Linked DNA regions of Homo sapiens: region 2 is linked to region 1. A link is a loop called in an ENCODE intact Hi-C map of the cell type or tissue named here. Cell type or tissue: IMR-90. All regions are shown on one strand.

The links. A loop is a pair of places that touch in the nucleus more often than their neighbours do. Peaks named below come from ENCODE experiments on the same cell type or tissue, not always from the same donor. Only the 100,000 strongest peaks of a DNase experiment are listed, where the experiment ranks them.
Region 2: a loop joins it to region 1, with 6 times the contacts of the local background. A loop is called at or near these places in 3 of 110 quality-filtered maps.

The regions. Positions count from the first base shown.
Region 1 is chr4:189,119,590-189,127,589 of GRCh38, forward strand. It overlaps LOC105377613 (a long non-coding RNA gene), which reads right to left and starts at 6,586. Exons shown (of 4, transcript XR_001741964.1): 1 at 6,521-6,586; 2 at 5,451-5,559; 3 at 4,650-4,793. In IMR-90, a CTCF peak has its summit at 4,760 (motif pointing left); a DNase peak (open chromatin) is centred at 4,742; H3K27ac peaks cover 577 bases.
Region 2 is chr4:189,789,714-189,797,713 of GRCh38, forward strand. The region is part of intron 3 of FRG1-DT (FRG1 divergent transcript); the gene reads right to left. Among named protein-coding and RNA genes, the nearest start is that of LINC01596, 88 kb to the right of the region's middle. In IMR-90, a CTCF peak has its summit at 3,491 (motif pointing left); a DNase peak (open chromatin) is centred at 3,458.

The sequences.
Region 1 (8,000 bases):
TCTTTGGACTGAATGATAATAGAGATAACAACCTATCAAAACTTCTGGGATATGGAAAAAGGAGTGCTAAGAGGAAAGTTCAAAGCATTAAGAGCCTTCATCAAAAAGCTCAAAAGAGCACAAATAAACAATCATAGGTCACACCTCAAGAAACTAGAGAAATAATGAACCAAACCCAAACCCAGCAGAAGAAAAAAATAACAAAGATCAGAGCAGAACTAAAGAAAATTAAAACAAACAAACAAAAAATACAAAAGATAAATAAAATGAAAGGCTGATTCTTTGAAAAGATGAACAAAATTGATAGACCATTGGTGAGATTAACCAAGAAAAAAAGAGAGAAGATCCACGTAAGCTCAATTAGAAAGAAAATAGGAGATATTACAAACAATACCACAGAAATCATTTAAGGCTGGATGATCATTTAAGGGTACTATGAACACTTTTATGCATACAAATGAGAAAAACTAGAGAAGAAGGAAAAATTCCTGGAAATATGCAACCCTCCTAGATTAAACCAGGAAGGAATAGAAACTCCGAACAGACCAATAACAAGCAGCAAGATTAAAATGGTAATAAAAAAAATTATGAAGGAAAAAAAAGTCCAGGACCAGACGGATTTATAGCTGAATTGTATCAGGCATTCATAGAAGAGTTGGTACCAATCCTATTGACACTATTCCAAAAGATTGAAAAGGAGGGAATCCTCCCTAAATCGTTCTGTGAAACCAGTATCACCCTAACACCAAAACCAAGAGTGACATAACAAAAAAGAGAACTACAGACCAATATCCCTAATGAACAGAGATTCAAAAACCCTCAACCAAATGCTAGTTAACTGAATCCAACAGCATATCAAAAAGATAATCCACCATGATCAAGTGGGTTTCATATGAGGGATATTGGGATGGTTTAATATACAAAAGTCAATAAATGTGATACATCACATAAACAAAATTAAAAATAAAAATCAAATTATCATTTCAATGGATACAAAAAAAGCATTTGACAAAATCCGGCATCCCTTTATGAATAAATCCCTCAGCAAAATTGGCATAGAAAGGACATACCTCAAGATAATAAAATCCATCTATGACAAACACACAGCCAATATTATACTGAACAGTGAAAAGTTGGAAGCATTCCCCTTGAGAAACGGAACAAGACAAGGATGCCCACTTTCTCAACTTTTATTCAATGTAGTAATGAAAGTCCTAGCCAGAGCAATCAGACAAGAGAAGGAAATAAAGGGCATCCAAATTAGTGAAGACGAAGTCAAACTGTTGCTGTGTTGTTGTTCACTGATAAAATGATTGTATACCTAGAAAACCCTAAACACTCCTCCTAAAAGCTCCTAGAACTGACAAATGAATTCAGAAAAGTTTCAAGATACAAAATTAATACACACAAATCAGTAGCACTGTTATATACCAAAACAAATAAAAAAACTCAACTCCTTTTACAATAGCTGCAAAAAATAAAAATAAAAATGCAGAAATATATCTAACCAAGAAGGTGACAAACCTCTACAAGGAAAACTACAAAACATTGTTGAAAGAAATCACAGATGACACAAACAAATAGAAACACATCCCATGCTCATGGATGGGTAGAATCAATATTGTGAAAATGATCATACTGCCAAAAGCAATCTACAAATTCAATGCAATTCCCATCAAAATACAACCATCATTCTTCACAGAGCTAGAAAAACAATCCTAAAATTAATGTGGAATGAAAAAAGAGCCCACATAGTCAAAGCAAGACTAAGCAAAAAGAACAAATCTGGAGGCATCACACTACCTGACTTCCAAGAGTACTATAAGGCCATAGTCAGCAAAAAGCATGGTACCGGTATAAAAATAGGCACATAGACCAATGGAACAGAACAGAAAACCCTGAAATAAAGCCAAATACAACAACTGATCTTTGACAAAGCAAACAAAAACATACAGCGGGGAAAGGACACACTAGTCAACAAATGGTGCTGGGATAATTGGCAGCCACATGTAGAATGAAACTGGATCCTCATCTCTCACCGTATACAAATATCAACTCAACATGGATTAAATACCTAAATCTAAGATGTGAAACCATAAAAATTTGAGAAGCTAATATCGGAAAACCCTTCTAAACATTGTCATGGGCAAAGACTTCATCACCAAAAACCCAAAAGCAAATGCAACAAAAACAAGGATGAATAAATGGCACTTAAACTAAAAAGCTTCTACACAGCAAAGTAAATAATCAGCAGAGTAAACAAACAACCCACGAAGTGGGAGAAAATATTTGCAAACTATACTTCTGATAAAGGACTAATACCTCATCAAAAAGTGGGCTAAGGACATGAACAGGCAATTCTCAAAACAGGATGTACAATTGGCTAACAAACATATACAAAATCCTCAACATCTCGGCTGCACGTGGTGGCTCAGGCCTGTAAACCCAGCACTTTGGGAGGCCGAGGCGGGCAGATCACGAGGTCAGGAGATCGAGACCATCCTGGCTAACACGGTGAAACCCCGTCTCTACTAAAAACACAAAAAATTAGCCGGGCGTGGTGGCGGGCGCCTGTAGTCCCAGCTACTCGGGAGGCTGAGGCAGGAGAATGGCGGGAACCCCGGGAGGCGGAGCTTGCAGTGAGCCGAGATCGCGCCACTGCACTCCAGCCTGGGCGACAGAGTGAGACTCTGTCTCAAAAAAAAAAAAAGCTCAACGTCTCTAATTATCAGGGAAATACAAATCAAAACCACAATGAGATACCACCTTACTTCTGCAAGAATGGCCTTAATCAAAAAATAAAAAAGTAATAAATGTTGGTATGGATATGGTGAAAGGGGAACACTTCTACGCTGCTGCTGGGAATGTAAACTAGTACAGCCACTATGGAAAACAGTATGGAGATTCCTTCAAGCACTAAAAGTAGATCTACCATTTCTTCCAGCAATCCCACTATTGGGTATGTACCCAGAGGAAAGAAGCCATTATACAAAAAAAGGTACTTGTACACACATGTTTATAGCAGCAGAATTCACATTGCAAAAATATGGAACCAGCCCAAATGCCCATCAGTCAACAACTGGATAAAGAAAATATGGTGTGTATATATCATGGAATACTACTCAGCCATAAAAAGAAACAAAATAATGGCATTCGCAACAACCTGGACGGAATTGGAGACCATTATTCTGGGTGAAGTAACTCAGGAATGGGAAAGGAAACATCGTATGTTCTCACTCATAAGTGGGAGCTAAGCTATCAGGACACAAAGGCATACTAGTGATACAATGGACTTTGAGGACTTGAGGGAAACGGTGGGAGAGGGGTGAGGGATTAAGGAGTACACACCGGGTACAGTGTACACTGCTCAGGTGATGAGGGCACCAAAATCTCGGAAATCACCACTAAAGAACTTATCCATGTAACCAAACACCGCTTGTTCCCCCAATACCTATTGAAATAATAATATAATAATAATAATAATAAACAAAAGCAAACAAACAAATAGTACCTCAGTTTCTGCCTCATGGATAGGGATTGTCAGAAGTCATCTATTTTAGAACATATCCTAATTTTAGAACTGTTAAAATATGAAAAACTAAGCATCATAGAACTGAAAGAAAATAGTAGGGTTGCTATGTAGATTTATGTGAGTTAAAACAACCAAACACCTCAGCACAGCGGCTGGCCCAGTGTCATCACACACCAACTATGATCAGTTACTCTTACTCCCAGCTAATCTAGCACAGGCTCATGAGCTCCAGTTGGTTACTTAATTTACAGAAATTCTACTCCACAACTCTTGTATTTTTGACTCCTTAAAATGAAGTTAAGTGCTTTTTATAAAAAAAAAAATGTTAAATGCTTAATAAATCTCTCCAGTCAAGGATTTCTGTTTTCTTGATTAAACCAATGGTTCTTTGAAAAAGAAGTCTAGGGAGCATCAGCAGCAGTGTTCTAACAAGCCCCACTGAAGGTGTCCGTAGAATTATTATGGCACTCATGAAAGTGTGGATTTTATAAAGACAGAATTGCCCAGCCTTTCCCTAATGTGATCTACAGACCAACCTGTGGAAAAATGAAACAGATTTACTCTACAGTAATGCTTAGCCATTCATAATTTTCTGGAACTGAGGTCTGAGAACATGTTTCTCAGTGGGTCAGTCACTTTGTTTTTCTTTTCTTTTCTTTTTTTTTTTTTTGAGACAGAATCTTGCTCTGTCACCCAGGCTGGAGTGCAGTGGTGTGATCTCCGCTCACTGCAACCTCTACCTCCCAGGTCCAAGCGATTCTCCTGCCTCAGCCTCCTGAATAGCTCGGACTACAGGTGCCCGCCACCACGCCCGGCTAATTTTTCTATTTTTAGTAGAGAGGGAGTTTCACCTTATTGGCCAGGCTGGTCTCAAACTCCTGACCTCATGATCCGCCCACCTCGGCCTCCCAAAGTGCTGGGATTACAGGTGTGAGCCACCGCGCCCGGCCACTTTGTTTTTCACATACTGAGAAGAGACGATGCACTCCCATGAGACATCTTCCACACCCAAGAGCAGAAAGGACAGCCTTCAGGCTGGTGGCTGAGGTTCACTTCTATTTATAACAGCATTTTAAACAACATAAGCTTATGGTTTCATAAAACTAGAAGAATATACCTGAAAATAGATTTCTGAAGTTTGATTTCACTTCATAAATTCACCTTCCATTGACGCTCCAGTGCATTTCAATCCACATCGCTGCAACGATGAAGGAGCGCTGCCATCTGCAGGCGCAGACCGACTAGAGCAACAGCTCAAAACCTAAAATACCCGCGTGTCCAGAATTTAAATGAGAAATATTTTGTTAAAACAGTATCTTAGCAAAGGGAAATAGCTTATAACGGAACAATCTTTTAGAGGCAAAGCTTTCGTCTGTTGCTTTACTCTCTTATTAAATCATTTATCCAAAATATGTGAGACCAATGAGGTATGTTTATTTATGCATAATATGCTGAAGTTTCAAAACACTGATTTCCCACAGGGTAGGAAACCATGTAGAAATAATATGTGTGGCTTTCTGGTTTGTTTTCTAAGAGCAGCACACTGAAATGTAAAAGCAACTGTGTTTGTACAATAAACAGGAGTCTTCTTTCTCTCCTAACATAGCAAAGAAAGGAAAAAGGTGTTATTGCTAAAAGAAAATACACAAAGTAAGAATCCAATACTAACCCTCTACTAAAGTATTTCCTTATTTATAAAAAAGAAATGGTTCCCATGCATTTCTCACAAATGCATGTTTTCAGTGGATCAGCAAGATGTCCAAACAAGAAATACCACCCTGTGGAAAAGCTGTGCCTATGGTATTTCTGACGTACCAATGCCAAAAAGTGGCTTTGGCCTGATTCCTCTTTCCTATGATCTCAGGTTGTATTTCCAGATAAAAGAGATTCAGTTACATTTGGAAGTGAGAAGAAATACCTGGAATTTATCCCCCCCAACTCGCACTGCGGCATTCTTTGGTCTTAGTCCAGGTATTCAATTCCACTTTCCTGCTCTTGGACCCTGTTGATCCGGGAAGAGGGTGGGCCTAGAACAAAAAAAAAAAAAAAAAAGATTTGGTAAAAACTGAGTGGATGGAAGAGCTGAGGCACACATTACCTCTTAGAACAATAGAAATGATTTCTTCAATAATTGTTTTGATAACTGGGCGGCCTGTCCACGCATTCATCTCAGTGAAGTTTTCCCTGATAGCCTGTTTTAAATTGATCATAGTTTTTCTTCATGATGCACATCCTGCCCTTTCCTTCCTCAGTATCACTCACAGAGCTAAAGGATATCCATGTCTCAAATATTAAAAAGCATGAACCAAGAGTTCTAAAATGATAAATTATGTGTCAGTGCAGCAAATGTATCGCTAGGCTCAAAAAACCCTATGAATGAATTAAATTTCTAACAATGCCTACTGTTTATTAGAAGCTTTACACCAAGGCTAATCAGTATTTCTGTAAATATATGATAGACAGGAGGGTTACTAATTACATTTTTCAGAAAGAGAATCAAGGTTGCATGATCAAGTCTATTTGTGGCATTTGACTCCACGTCAGCTTTGAGGGCAGATACAGGGTAAATCTAGGCATGATCGCTGTTCACTGTCAGTGAGTCCCTGGGAGAAAAGACAATCTGGGAGGGAAAACAACCAAGAGATGATTCTGATAGCATGAGTTTCTTAACTGCATTTAGACACTGATGCTTCCAATTCATATTTCTTCCGGAAATCCTATGGTTGTGAAGCAATCTATCACATTATGTTTTCTTTCCAATTTGTATTTTTTAAATTTAACTTTTATTTTAAGGTCAGGAGGACATGCGGAGGTTTGTTTCATAGGCAAACTTGTGTCATGGGAGGTTGTTGTACAGATTATTTCAGCACCCAGGTATTAAGCCTAGTACCCACTAGTTATTTTTCCTGATACTCTCCCTCCGCACCCTCCACCCTCTGATAGGCTCCAGTATCTGTTGTTTGTCTCCTTGGGTCCATGAGTTCTCACCATTGATCTTCCACTTGTAATTGAGAATAGGCAGTATTTAGTTTTCTGTTCTTGCGTTAGTTTGCTGAGGATAATGGCCTCCAGCTCCATCCATGTTTCTGCAAAGGAGATGATCTCATTCTTTTTCATGGCTGCATAGTATTCCATGGTGTATATGTAACACATTTATTTTATCAATTCTAGCATTAATGAACATTTAGGTTGATTCCATGTCTTTGCTATTGTGAATAGTGTTACAATGAACATATGTGTGCATGTGTCTTTATTATAGAATGATGTGTATTACTTTGAGTGTATACCCAATAATGGGATTGTTAGGTCAAATGTTAGTTCTGTTTTTAAGTCTTTGAGGAATCACCTTTATCTTCCACAATGGTTAAACTAATTTATACCCCCATCAACAGTGTATAAGCATTCCTTTTTCTCTGCAATGTCACCAGCTTCTGTTATATTTGACTTTTTAATAATAGCATATTAGTCTGTTCTCTCACTGCTATAAAGAACTACCTAAGACTGGGTAATTTATGAGGAAAAGAGATTTAATTGGCTAATGATTCCACCAGCTGCACAGGAAGCCTGGCTGGGAAGGCCTCAGGAAACTTACAATCATGGTGGAAGGCGAAGGGGAAGCAGACACACCTTCACCTGGTGAAGCTGGAGAGAGAGAGAGTGAAGGGGGAAGTGATACAAACAACCAGATCTCATGAGAACTCACTCACTGTCATGAGAACAGGGAGGAGGAGTCCACCCCCATGATCCAATCACCTCCCACCAGGCCCCTCCCCCAACACTGAGGGTTACAACTTGCCATGAGATTTAGGTGGGGACACAGAGCCAAACCATATCAAACAGCCATTCTGACTGGTGTTAAATGGTATCTCATTGTGGTTTTGATTTGCATGACTCTCACGATTGGTGATTTTGAGCTTATTTTCATATGATTGTTGGCCATATATATGCCTCCTTTTGAAAAGTGTCAGTTCATGTCCTTTGCTCACTTTTTAATGGAGTTGCTGGGGGGTGTTTTTTGTAAATTTGTTTAAGTTCCTTATAAATGCCAGATATTAGGTTTTTATCAGAGGCATATTTTACAAAATTTTTCTTCCATTCTGTAGGATGTCTGCTCACTATGTTCATAGTTTCCTTTGCTGTGCAGAAGCTAACAAGTTTAATTAAATCCCACTTGTCATTTTTGCTTTTGTTGCAATTGCTTTTAGTGTCTTTGTCATGAAATCTTTGCCCATTCCTATGTCCAAAATGGTATTGCCTAGGTTGTCTTCCAGTGTTTTTATACTTTTGGGTTTTATTTTTAAGTCTTTCATCCATCTTGAGTTAATTTTTGCATATGGTATAAGGAAGGGGTCTAGTTTCAATCTTTTGCATATGACTACCCAGTTATCCCAGCATGATTTATTGAATAGGGAATTTTTCCCCCATTGCTTGTTTCTGTCAGCTTTGTTGAAGATCATAGTTGTAGGTG
Region 2 (8,000 bases), 670 kb after region 1:
AAAGCTTAAGTAGTGTGCTTCAATTCTCACAGCTTGTCTAGACCGGACTCAAATGCAGATCCGTCACAGCCTAAAGCTGAGGTTCCAGCCACCACACCGAGCTGTCTTCAGTCAAGAGTTAACTCATCTCTCCCCAGAGCCATTGTCCTGAAGATGCGAATATAATGATGATGAAATGTGTCCCTCTCCTTCAAGAAAATCAGAGTCTAGTGGACAGGGAAGGACATATAAGTAGCTACTAACTTGTGATGTGCTGAAAATAAAATAGCGTCATTATAAATAAACAAAATCCTCAACACTACAGCGGAGTGGAGTCCAGGGAGCAGAGAGAAAACTGAGCTGGGATGGATTATTTGAATTGAACTTAAAGAATGAACGGGCCTCGCATATAACCTGGATGATAATTATTTTTTTCACATTTACAAATGAGGTGAAAAGGCTAAACCAAAAACCCCTGCCAACCAACACATGTCTTTCCATAAAGTCCCCAACTGCTGGCTTCAAGAGCAGCCCCACTGGAAGCTTATTTCGGGACGTAACCCACGGTCACTGGTGCTTTGCTTCTTTGGGGCAACACCACGTGGATGGTCACAAGCCAGCTGACTCGGTGAAGTCACACCATCTGAGGCTTGCTGTGCACAACCTTCCCGGGTGAAGGTGCCTTCTGCAAACCTAGTGAGACCATTTGTACATCGAAGGGATGCTCCCCTGAACATTCACCATCATCCTGTTGGAATAACCATCTCTTGCTTCAAACTGAGGTTCTCCCATATTCCATATAGGTCTATTCATTACTTGTTAATGGTTGTCATTTATTACCCCCTTGTTTATTACTGAAATTATGATTCATTAAGTAATAAAAATCTGCTTGGAACATGCAAAAGGAATAAGCTCCTCATTGTTTCAAAGCGTCTTTGCGGATTTTATTGTGCTCTTTTAGGAATAATTTTTTTCTCTTCTATTGAAAAAGAACCATCTCTATGAAACCATGTGGACCAATAAATTATTCATGTATATCCATCATTTTAGGTTAAAAAATAGCTGATTTAGAAGCATTTGTATTGTCAAATTCTATTGCTTTGCAGTTCTGTTCAGTTTCCGTCACCCCCGGCAACTCACACTGCATCACAGCCAAGCTCATCACCTGGAACACTGCCTTTGTGCCGTGCTCCTCCTCACACGGCTCCCTGTTGCTGCCACATCTCATCCAGGCTCCTCCCTGATTACCTTGATGGCAACACCCATCAGCTGCCACACACTCACTTCTGCTACTCTCCACACCAACTCCCTTCTCCAGTCAGCAGGATTTCTTACCAAGCCACATCTCCTCTCCACCCTACACCTACAGGCAAATGCCAGGCTCATCTCCAGCACTTGGCCTCTGCTCCTTTACTCAGCCAGTATTTACTGCCTTGCGACTATTGCCCAGGCCCGGTGAAGGCTGTTCACATATGTAAGACAGGCTCCCTGCTTCTCAATAGCTTATTCCTCTAACAGGCAAGACAGGATACCCAGGTAAATAATTTCCAGAGTATGACAGGTGTTCCAACAGGCATAGGCAAGCTCTACTTCAGCGTCCAAGGAGAACTCTAGCCTGAGTAATACGCCATCTTACCCCTTCTTAGGACTTTCACGTGGGCTGGCATCATCTCCCCATTACATTGCACAATTCAAGGGCAAGGACTCTGTCTCCCAGTTTCTTTGTTTACCTCGCTATACCTAGCATGCTAGGAAATGATTAGACATGTATATTGTATCTAAACTTGTAGTATAATACACCCATTTTATAAAGATTTGAGTTCAGTTTTCTCTCTGTCTTCTTTTTCTGGAGACAGGGTCTCACTCTGTTGCCCAAGATACAGAGCAGTCCTGCAACCATGACTCACTGCAGCCTCGTCCTCCTGTGCTCAAGCCATCCTCCTGCCTCAGCCTCCCCTGTAGGTGAGACTCCAGGCATGTGCCACCATGCCTGGAAAATTTGTAAAGTTTTTTCTAGAGAGGCTTTCTCACTGTTTCCCAGGCTGGTCTCGAATATCTTGCCTCAAGTGATTCTTCCACCTCTGCCTCCCAAAATGTTGGGATTACAGACATGAGTCACCATACCCACATAATTTCTTAAAGAGTAGTACAAATAATAAATAGAATAAAATACATTTTTTAATAAAAATTTCAGTTTTTAATGGGAAAATATGGATTATATGTATCTAATAAAAATAATCTTCAGTTGATACGGTCCTAATTTTTAAAACATGACTATGTGCTTCATTCATTCATTCATTCATGCTCTCAACAATCGTATACTGAAGACTCACTATGATCTAAGTGCTGGCACTTTCTCTACAAGGACAACAAAATGGCCAACTCTGAGGAGCTTCTGTTCTGAGAACTCTCCAAGAGGAACACAATTCTGAACCTTGACCTCCAAGGGCTTTCTGATGTCCCAGAGCCACTGCATCACTAAGTTGGGGCCACCATGCACAGCAGGTTATTCCAAGCATTTCCAAGCTATGGATATATATTTTGTCCATTGTATTTTTTTCTCCCTTTACTTAAAAAAAAATTTGATGTGGTCTGCAATGTGACTGCCCACTGGTCAGCTCCAGCACGGACCACAAACAGCAGGGGGCTTAGAGCACAAACTAAATGGGGTCCACCACACCCTGCTTTCATCTCCCAATATTTTTCATGACTTTTCCCAAAGAGATATAAGCATTAGTGGTTCTGAACTACTATGCCCATAGCATTTTATTACAGTTTGCCCATATAAAGAGTTTTTGTGGCCCGTATAAAGCAGCAACCTCTTTGATAAGTGACATACAGCATTTCCATCCACCCAGATCCAGGGCTGACCTAGAACACAAAGAGAATTCACCAAAGGCTTTCACCAAAATTCTCTATTTTTCTTTCTGCCTTTCGAGAACTAATTTCTCTTAAAAGAAAGAAAATTATCCGTGGTTTCCACTTAAGCCAAACGGCCAGACAGCTCCCAGGAAAAATCTAGAGAGAGGAGGATGATTGGAGAGGCGGAAAGAGAGGACATATACCTCCTTCCTTCTTATCAAGTCCCAATACTCTGCTGCTCAAGGGAATATGGAATCTCAGAAGTACTTGATATGAAAATGACAAAATTCATTTATTGACAGTTGGGTAAAATTGTATCCTAACACAATCACAGAGAGTGCTGTCGTTACTTGAACAAAATAAAGCAACACAAAAACATTTGGCCAATGAGGTTCACAGGACGCAAGAGACTACAAGCTGGTGAGTGACAGGCATACGTTCAAGCCTTGCACTGTCACGGTATGGGGTCAGATCTTCAGAGAAGTTTTGACAAAGGATTTCACTGCCCTCACAATACATTTTATGCCTCTCCTAAGAAACGCTTAATGTCTGCAATTATGTGTCAGCCACCCAAGAGCCTCAGAACGCTATGCAACCGCAGCATGCAAAAGCAAACGTGTCAGAAAGGAAAACTGGGACGCTACTGCCCTCTGCTGGACACACAGGCGAAGGGCGATTCCTGCACCGTCTTTACCGCACCTGGGAGGAGTTCTGGGCATAGCTGCGTGCAGCTGGCGACACTTTACTCAATACAAGAGGTCTTGAGTGCGCAAGGCCTCATCTGGGTCATGGACCCTGCATGACTCTTGTGACTGCTTAGATAAACTACATCTCACCAAGGATGACTCAAAGCAAGGAGTGATATTGAAATATTTTAATTGTTCTTTTTCAGTAGCTGTTATATATTGAAGAAAACGCTTTTGTCAATGTGAAAAATGCCTATTAACGTTTATTCATAACAGTAAACAATTACCACTGCGGTATGTCAAAAGAGATGGGGATGCCAGTATGAACAGGAAAGAGCTGTCCTATCTCACAGGTCAGCGACGTTACACAGTCCAGTGAGGACACGTATGTATGTCTCTTGTGTGTAGATTTGTTTTGTTTTTGAAACCAATACCTTCTTCAAATGTTGCCTTGAAGTACACATTGCAATGGGGTTGACTTAGTTTGAAAATCACTTTGTATTTGGCAAATGCCCAGTCAGGGACCGCAGCCTAGACACACAGAATGCAGCCATGTGAAGGCCATCCAAGTTCAAACACAAACGAAAAAATTAGTGTGTCCAGTTTCCAGTCGTAATAACTTTACCTTACAGACAAGCCGCTGATTCTCGGGAAGTCTGCTTCCCTCCAAATCCAGCTCATTTGGAAGGGAGGAAAACAACATTTAATGAGCCCCTCTCTGTCCTACGCGTCAGCCCATGCAGCCTCACAACTGCACCTTGGGGTACCCAGGATTACGGACATTTTACAGGTGAGATCACGCTCAGAACGCACGTGCAGAAGAGGCAACTGGCAGTCACACATGGCCCACCATGTCTTAGACTTGGAGACATAATCTCACCTGCACATCAGACTCTCTCGACAAGACCCTTCTAAGCTAGGTGGAAAGAGGTAAGTCAAGGAGAGAACACCCAGAGTCTTAGCCCTGATGCTGCACTGACATATCCACGGTCGGGGACACATCCTAATGCTTCCATGCCTCAGCAGCTACATCTGTACAAGGGGACACTCAGTCTCAAACTTGCCTCACTTCATCGTCAGTCAAATGACTCTTTTTTACCCTTGGGTTCTTGGTACTGAGAAGTATTTAAATTAGTCTTTTTTTAAAGTGGTTGCGTGAGCCAGGTGCAGTGGCTCACACCTGTAATCCCAGCACTTTGGGAGGCTGAGGCAGGTGAATCACCTGACGTCAGGAGTTCAAGACCAGGCTGGCCAACATGGTGAAACCCCATCTCTACTAAAAATACAAGTTAGCCAGGTGTGGTGGCAGGCCCCTCTAATCCCAGCTACTTGGGAGGCTGAGGCAGGAGAATCACTAAAACCCGGGAGGCGGAGGCTGCAGTGAGCTGAGATTGAGTCACTGCACTCCAGCCTGGGTGACTGAGAGAGACTCCGTCTCCAAAAATAATTATAATAAAGCAGTTGTGTAGACCAGAGTGAAGAGCTCTGACTCTAGAAGTCCACAAGGCTGGGTGCAAATCCAGGCACTGCCACTCACCAGCTCCACAACCTGTGAAACTCCAAGCCCAAGTTCCCTGCCATCACCCACAAGAGTAACCGGCCTCCTGCAGTGTTGTTCTACGAATCCCAGTAGCCTGCCCCATGGCCAATGCTCAACAAATGCTCATTCATTTCTCTCCCCAGTTACCTTCAAATGTGATGAGTTCTTTATGTAACTTGAGAATTTAAATCCATCTGGGGAAAGAAACTAGATGATTCTCAGGGCCCTTCCAGTCCTGTACTTCTTAAAGTATTACTATGCAAAGTTTTTCTAAGTACTTCTGTAATCCTCGCATGATTACAGAAGCCAGAAGCAGCTTAAAAGGTACCCAGTTCTGTTCTCTTACTTTAGAAATAAATTTTGACCTAATGGGCTCACCCAAGAAGAAACCAAGACTAGAATGTAGCCCAGTGGGCTCCAAAAGACATGATAATGCTGCTTTAACCTACCCCTAACCAGAATGTTCTAGAGCACACACGGCTGCACCCTCTGAGCTATGTGGGGTTGGTAGGGTGAGCCTCACCTCAAATCCCAAAAGGCAGGATGGAAAGCAGGTAGCGCGCCTGATTAGAGAGCTCCTGCAAACCAGCATCATGAGAGGGACTTTTTAATAATCTGGGTAGAAATAAGCCTATAGTCTTAAACACATTTTTAAAAATATGCAGGATTTATCTTGTGTTGGGAATGTGAATAGATTAGCAAAAGCTTCAGCTGAGCACAGTAATGTAAAACCAGCCAACTAAATAAAACCAGAAGGTCTGAAGGAAAGGGAATTACCTGGGCAGAGCTGGGAATTGGAAGATGTTTAACCACAGACATGCCCCACCCCTTGGCTTCCTGTGCTCTGCAACCCCCACCTTTGGGGGACATTTGAGGCAGTGCTCATCCAGTCATAGCGTAGGCCTTTTGCCTCATTTCATTCCTTCCTGAATTCATTATGGTGTTAAACAGGCCTGCCTGTGACCTCGAAAGCGGTGTGACCACAGCTTGGTCCTTGCCCACATCCAGCATCCTCAGCATCCCGTCTCCTGGAATATATCACAAAGATACTTCACTCTCAACTTAGTTTGTCTTTCAGAAATGAATACAAATAGCACCTTGTTTGATGTAATTAGACTGGGCCGGAGCTTGGGTCTGTCTCCCAGGTTTAACAACAGATGACCTGTTATGTGTCACTTCTGTGGCCCTTCCCAGCAGGGACCCCCACCCACCAGGTCTAATTTCACAGGCTTCCTAATTACTTCTTTGTGGTGTGTTTGTTTCCTTGGGTGATTAGTTTTGCAGAATCCCTGCCTGAAGAATGATTGTGGATGTGCTAGCACTGATGTATTCACTTGCCAATGCTCCCACAGCAGTACCAGGCATTTGCATTCACAAGCAGAAGTTATTACAATTTTGTCTTTGGTGTCATGCATGCACATACATATAATTATGAATGAAGATAAATAGCCTTTTAAAAAATCTCTGACAATATTTTTGTAGCACTTGCGTTCATGTGCTGTCTGAACAAATATTAATATAACGCATGACTCTTTTTGGAGTATTGACTTGTCAATATAGCACTGCACAAATCCAGAATTTTAAATACTAACCAAACAAATGTTAAGAAGAAATATTCTACCACAGAGAATCATATATAAATACAAATCTCAGCTTTCCTTTTATCTACCTGACTTAACATATATATACTAGGCATATCGTCTCTTAATTTGTAAAACCAGAAGTCAATTCTACTGGAGAAGTTCATAAACACACAGGCAACCTTCCTGCATGACATATAGCTTAATGGCATATGCATTTGCGTATTTATCTGCATTAGACAAAGATTAACTTTCAAGTCTCCATTAATGCCTAGAAGCAGAAAAATATAGATGTGTCAACCCAAGACTTTTATACAAAGAGGCTCATAGTGCCTTGCTAGTCTCAAAATCTATTCGAAAGACCACCTTAGAGAGGAGGCCCCTTTAATAAAACAGTCACTCAGCCCTTTGGATGGGCTCCCAGGGAAGGTCTCTCAAGCCTCACATTTCACAGCATAGCAAACTTGCTAAATTGGAATACATTTACATCTGTATCTTCTCTTGGTAAGATGGAAAGCCTGGGAAATGGTCTTTGGACTAGCCTCCAGTAGGAAGAAAGCTAGCTTTTCTCCTTCACTTATTTTTAAGCCTATTAAACCTCAATGTGTTGTAGAAATATGGAAATAGTCCATCTTGAATTAATTTTTGTATAAGGTGTAAGGAAGGGATCCAGTTTCAGCTTTCTACATATGGCTAGCCAGTTTTCCCAGCACCATTTATTAAATAGGGAATCCTTTACCCATTGCTTGTTTTTGTCAGGTTTATCAAAGATCAGATGGTTGTAGATATGCGGCATTATTCCTGAGTTCTCTGTTCTGTTCAATTGGTCTATATCTCTGTTTTGGTACCAGTACCATGCTGTTTTGGTTACTGTAGCCTTGTAGTATAGTTTGAAGTCAGGTAGCATGATGCCTCCAGCTTTGTTCTTTTGGCTTAGGATTGACTTGGTGATGCGGGTTCTTTTTTGGTTCCATATGAACTTTAAAGTATTTTTTTCCAATTCTGTGAAGAAACTCGTTGGTAGCTTGATGGGGATGGCATTGAATCTATAAATTACCTTGGGCAGTATGGCCATTTTCACGATATTGATTCTTCCTACCCATGAGCATGGAATGTTCTTCCATTTCTTTGTATCCTCTTTTATTTCATTGAGCAGTGGTTTGTAGTTCTCCTTGAAGAGGTCCTTCACATCCCTTGTAAGTTGGATTCCTAGGTATTTTATTCTCTTTGAAGCAATTGTGAATGGGAGTTCATGCATGATTTGGCTCTCTGTTTGTTACGGTGTATAAGAATGCTTGTGATTTTTGCACATTGATTTTGTATCCTGAGACTTTGCTGAAGTTGCTTATCAGC